Regions from separate parts of the Homo sapiens genome. Here region 2 is linked to region 1. The links are chromatin loops, found by intact Hi-C in ENCODE. Cell type or tissue: HepG2. All regions are shown on one strand. Links, peaks and the distances in the headings refer to the core of each region. The heading gives the core; the rest is flanking DNA. Region 1 has its middle 17 kb from the start of TERLR1. Region 2 overlaps SLC12A7 (solute carrier family 12 member 7).

Region 1 (3,000 bases), core at 287-2,786:
CCCCTGAAAACAGCCTTGGCCTCTTGGTGTCATTGTTTTCCACTGTTTGTAATGACAACTTTAATCTCTTTGACTAACAACCTACTTATAGCCCCTAATTTTTTCAGTTGTCAGTTTGCAAAATTGAGGTCTGATCTGCAAACAGTAAGACTCGCCACTTTTCCTGCAAGTTCTGTGGGGGACTGACTGCAAGGGCCAGGAGGGTGGTCTGGCCCCATGCAGGCACCTCCGCCTTCATTCTGCAGCCAGGTCAGAGGGACTCAGGGGTCACCTCCAGGGGTCACCCGCACCTGGGCTCCCATGACTTCACTCCCACCTGCTGTCAGATCCCTGGGGTCTCACCACAGACCTGGAGGCCCTCCTGGGGGAGCCTCAACAAGGTAGGTGACCAGGGAACGGGAGAGCCTTTGGGAGTGAGGAGTGATGGAAGTGCAGTGGGGAGCAGAGACAGAGACAGAGAAAGAGAGGGAGAGAGAGACACAGAGAGGGAGGGAGAGAGACAGGGAGAGTGATAGAGACAGAGAAAGATGGAGACAGAGAGAGGGAGGGACAGAGAGAGGGAGGGAGAAAAACAGACAGAGAGAAGACACAGGATGAGTGATAGAGACAGAAAGACAGAGACAGAGAGAGGGAGGGAGAGACAGAGAGAGACAGGAAGGGAGAGAGAGAGAGAGAGACAGAGATGGGTGGAGGCAAGGGGCAGGAGAGAGGATGTTAACCCTTTCTCCCCACCATTTACTGAACTGTACGTTGGACGATGGGACGCCTCCTCCCCCTACCCCGTGACGGGGTCCTGGAGGGGCAGACTTTGGAGAGGAGCTGCTGAAGGGTGGTGGGAGAGCAGGCAGGGTGCCACCACAGCGCCACAGCGACACTGCTGCTGGGGGCTGGGTTCCATTCCCTCTGCCTCGAGATCATGGGGGGTACTTGGATTATTGTTCAGCAAACACCTGCTCTCTTCCCCCTCCACCCCTCCGAGGACACAAGCATGCTCTGCTCTGGATCAACAGTGGATCAATAATGGATTTCAAGCAGGCTGGGCTTGGCCTCTGCTGTCACTGTAAGAAACACACCCCAGGGGCCAGGCGCGATGGCTCACGCCTGTAATCCCAGCACTTTGGGAGGCCGAGGCGGGCGGATCACAAGGTCAGGAGATCGAGACCATCCTGGCTAAAACAGTGAAACCCCGCCTCTACCAAAAATACAAAAAATTAGCCGGGCGTGGTGGCGGGCACCTGTAGTCCCAGCTACTCAGGAGGCTGAGCCAGGAGAATGGCGTGAACCCAGGAGGCAGAGCTTGCAGTGAGCCGAGATTGCGCCACTGCACTCCAGCCTGGGTGACAGAGCGAGACTCCGTCTCAAAAAAAAAAGAAGAAAAGAAAAGAAACACATCCCAGGTAAGGCTGCCGGCCCCTGGAGGGTGAGAGACCTGGAGAGAGGTCTCAGCCCAGAGCACGGCCCAGAAGGGCCGATAAGCCTAGACCAGCTGGCCCTGACAGTGAGCAGGGATAAGTAACTGCAGCTCGACTTGTTACGCAGTGTTACTGACCCAACAGCAGACTGATGCACTTGTCCTGCACCCCCTTGCCGAGGTAAATCCTCCCAGGGCCTCAGCCTCCTCACATCCGAAGTTGGGAGAACAATGGTGCCTCCGCCCCAGGACGGGCTCAAGGTTGAGATGACTCAGCGCAGGGGAATTCTCTGCACACCCTGTCCTCTGTGAATGCTGCTCTTGTTCCTGACTTCCAGGACCAGGCGAAGGTGGCCCAGCTCCCTCCCCGCAGCCTGTTCCATGGCCCACGGTGCTGGGCGTGAGACTGCTCCCTGGTTCTGTGGGCTGGGCCCTCCCTCTGGGCAGGTTCTGTGGTGGGAGAGACAACAGGCTCGCTTTGTAACTCCAGCTGCCAGGTGCACACCCACTGTGTCCTCCAGCCCAGGCGCTTCCTGAAACTCCCCCTTGGTGCTCTGCAGCTTGTTTGCAAAGGTGCTACTTCGCCTGCTGAAATAAAGTGTCCCATTCAGCTCTCTACTCCCGCGTGGTCTGTTGGTCCACGATTTGCCCTTTGTGAGCAGCTAGCTCAGTGGCGTTTCCTGGAGACAAAGGCCCAGGGTTGAGGGTGCCGTGGAGACAGCGCTACCTAAGGAAAGGCGCAGCTACAGGGCACAGCCCCTTGCTGGGGGCGGCCGCCGCAGGGCCGGGCATCTGCCGACCCTCAGCCAGGTCTGGGATCACCCTCACCAGGGCCAGGCCAGTGGGGGACCTGCGGCAGACCTATAGGAGTAGGAGCTGCTCCAGGGCCCCAGCCGTTGCCCGTCCACGGAGGTCACGTTCAGGCTAAGCTGGGCAGCCCGGCCTTGTGTTGCTGGCCCCCAGCCGAGGGAGGAGCTACGGGAGGGGTTGGGGTGAGGCTGTGGCTGGGATGTGCAGTGCCCAGCGACGGAGGGTGCTGGACATGTGCCCGGCTACTGGACAGCAGCCAGGGAGCAAGTCACAACAGAAGCCGAGGGGGAGGATCCTGCATCCCCACTGCTCCAGAAGGTGCATCCAGCTGGGGCGCCCTCACCGTGCGGACACAGGGGCTCCCAGCTTTCTGTGCACGCAAGGCCACAGCAGGAGCTTCCCGGGGTCTGCAGATGACCCAAAGCAGAGTTCATTTTCTTCCAGTACCCTCTCTGCTTCTAGAACCTTCCTCCAGCCCCATTCCAGCGCTCACTCTGGCCGAGACCCCTGCCCACTCACTGGTTGGTGGCCGGCCAGCCGCCCACCCCACGTCAGCAAAGCCAGCTGCCCGTGGCCCGAGGATGTGTCCTCGCCATGTTCCTACGGCCAGTCCTCCTGAGGCCACCGTGACCCCGAGGGGTCCCGTGACGGGACAGGCAGCTGACCCAGCACTGGCCACGCGGCCACCCACTGGAACAGGATGAGAGGAAGCTCCCGGGCAGCAGAAACCAAGCCACCCTCCCCTAGTCACCCCTGCATTTGTCATGTGCCTCCTGCAT
Region 2 (2,744 bases), core at 245-2,744, 53 kb before region 1:
GTCGGCTCCACTCGTGCCCTTCACAGCTGGGGGGTCACCCTGGGCTGACCTCCACTCCCAGTGCTGTGCCCAGCGGTGCCACGTCGGGATGTGTCTGCAGTGCCCAAGGACAGCAGCCCTGGGAAGGCTCCCTGGTCCAAGGTATGAAAGGAAAACAGGATCTCGGGACCCAAACACACTAAGCCACAGGCAAGAGTCAGGCTGGGAACCGGGTCACGCAAGCTGCCTTCCATTTTCTTCCTGTGTAGAAAGCTGCAGGCCTCCCTCATATTTTAGGACCCACAGGATCCTTACACTAAAGCAGTTGTGATGAAACTCACACTGACGGTGGAAATGACAGCTCATCCTCACGGGTGTGGGACCAAGGACAGAACCAGGAGTTGCTGCTCTGCTCGCCGGAGGCAAACGCACACCTCACTGCTTCGCCCACCCTGTACTGACTGTGTCGAAGGTAAATGTGCAGAGTCACTAAGCGTGAGCCGTGAGGGGTTCTTCCTTTACCCCCATGTGTAACACACGGGTTCAGTGAACGCTGATCAAACGCTGCCTGCCTCTTATCTGCCCTCCCTCTTCTTTCTCTTTCTTTCTTCCCCTAATACTCACGCTTTACTCTCTGAATATTCAAGTTCTCAGCCTTCTTTGAGAAGAAAAGCCGGACCACAGGAGTTCCCCGTGGTTCTGTGTTAGGCGTAGCCTTAACCTCGGCAAATAAACCTCTCAAGTGATTGAGGCCCACCTGGGTCGCTTTCTGTGCTTTACAAAGGCCACCCATCCCCCATGCAGGAGCCTGGGCCATCTGGGAATCCCTGGGTCAGGTCCAGGGAGCTGTGTAGGACGTGGCCCCACGTCCAAAGGGCAGAGGCCCTGACAGAGGTGGCCTCACTCCACGGCCCACTCACTGCCGGGCATGAGGGGAGGACAGCCCCCAACTCACCCTCAGGGTCCCTCAGGTGCCTCTGCTTGACTCCAGCCACCACCTGGCAAGGTCTCCGACATTCACCGATCCCCAGCAAACCTGTGTGACTTCGGCCCCGACCAGCCGCCCTGCACCCAGGCCTGAGCACCTGGCCCTCCCCTTGGCACCACCTTCCCGACAGCCATCCAGACCACGGGAGAGGCACTGAGAAAGCCACGCACTCTAAGAAGGGGATCTGGTGTCCAACGCTAGACAGAAAACCACCGTGGAATCCGTTTGGCCTCGCCCACTCAGAGAAGCCTGGGGAGCTTTGCAGAAGAGGAAACCATGAACCTGAGTCCACGAGGCAAAGGTCTCCTCATATGATCAGAGGCCCAGGAGCAGGTTCAGACCTGAACACGAGGCCACACCAGGAGAGGGAGCCCCTCACCACTCACTGATGGGCCTAGACCAGGGGGAGGGAACGGATACCCAACACCCAACACCGCGTGACCCTCTGCTGTGGAGGAAGCCCCAGCCCCTCTCTACCTGCCACAGCATACAAACACACACATACACACACACACGTGAGCATGCCCACAGCACACAGCTGTGCAAGAGCACAGTACACATGTATGCACACGTGTGTACATATATGTGCACATATACACAGTGCAAGCACATGGCTCACACGTGGATACACCTGCACGCTCACAAGGCACATAGGTGCCCGCACACATGGACCCGGCCAGCTGACCTAAAGCACCATGCTTTACCGCATGCCTGCTAAGGAGAGCCTCTTGCCGGGAGACAGCCTGGGAGTATGTCAGGCGCAGGAGGAAGCACAGGCCCCGGCCTGGATGCCCAGCAGCCACGGCGTTCCTGTGTATCTTGTTTCCTTTGGTTTTAAAAAGGGAACTCGATACACAAAATGCATGTCTTGTAGCCTCCCTGCCTGCTCACCACATACCCATGACCTTCCGTTCCCGCAACGCAGTGCCCAGCTGCTGCAGGGGCTCCCGGGCACAGCCGCGGGGTCAACAGCCTGCCTGTCCCTCCTGCTCCGACTGCCTCCCATGTCCGTGTCGGGAACGCCCTCCTGAAATCTGGGCACAACGAGAGCTCTCTGTCCCTACTCGGCAGGACAGAACCTGGACGCTCTGTGTGTGGTCCCCCTATCTAATGCGTGATCCCCCAAGTCCCTGCATCCCCAAAGGGGACCCCAGATCAGCACGACCGGCGTGCACCGTCTCGCCATTCCCAAGGGCAGTGCAGAGCATGGCACCCAGCACCCGACAGGCGAGGACGGCCCAGGACAAAGCGGCAGCTCTAGCTGTCCTCAGATTTTGGGAGGGGGCTCCCAACACGGACACGGTAGGTAGTTGGAGCAGGAGGGACGGGCAGGCCACTGACCACGCAACCGGGCCTCTGTCAGCGGCCAGGGGCAGAGGGAGGCAGGACCGCCCCTGGACAACCGACACGAGCTCAGCCACAGTGGAAAATCTCAGAAACGGAACCCAAAGAGGGAAGTGGCGCCCAAGCCAGGAAGAAGCTCCCGGCAAACCTGGGAGAGCCCCAGCTGAGGGTGGGAGACCTGGGGGTACAAGGCAGGACCCACCCTCTCCCAGCCCAGGGAGCCCCAGACGAGTGGAAGTCCCTCCTAGACAGTGGGTGGCCAGGGCCTGTGGGACCTTGACAGAGGCTCTGCACGCTGCACCTTCCAGACAGGCCGGGGCACTGGCCAGCCCTCCTTTCCCACCCCTCCCAGGGTCTCCGAGGCCTCTGGACGCACCCCTACAACCTGGGAAGGAGTGAGTCTACCCTGATGTGGTCACGGAGGAAGGGTGGG

What was found. A loop is a pair of places that touch in the nucleus more often than their neighbours do. Peaks named below come from ENCODE experiments on the same cell type or tissue, not always from the same donor. Only the 100,000 strongest peaks of a DNase experiment are listed, where the experiment ranks them.
Region 2: a loop joins it to region 1, with 5 times the contacts of the local background. A loop is called at or near these places in 5 of 110 quality-filtered maps.

What each region holds. Positions count from the first base shown.
Region 1 is chr5:1,159,662-1,162,661 of GRCh38, forward strand. No RefSeq gene overlaps it. Among named protein-coding and RNA genes, the nearest start is that of TERLR1, 17 kb to the right of the region's middle. In HepG2, for the core only: no CTCF peak of the experiment used is centred there; a DNase peak (open chromatin) is centred at 1,850; H3K4me3 peaks cover 399 bases; H3K27me3 peaks cover 791 bases.
Region 2 is chr5:1,106,560-1,109,303 of GRCh38, forward strand. The region is part of intron 1 of SLC12A7 (solute carrier family 12 member 7); the gene reads right to left. Among named protein-coding and RNA genes, the nearest start is that of SLC12A7, 4.1 kb to the right of the region's middle. RefSeq lists an enhancer at 1-604. In HepG2, for the core only: a CTCF peak has its summit at 1,331 (motif pointing right); DNase peaks (open chromatin) are centred at 792 and 1,312; H3K4me3 peaks cover 733 bases.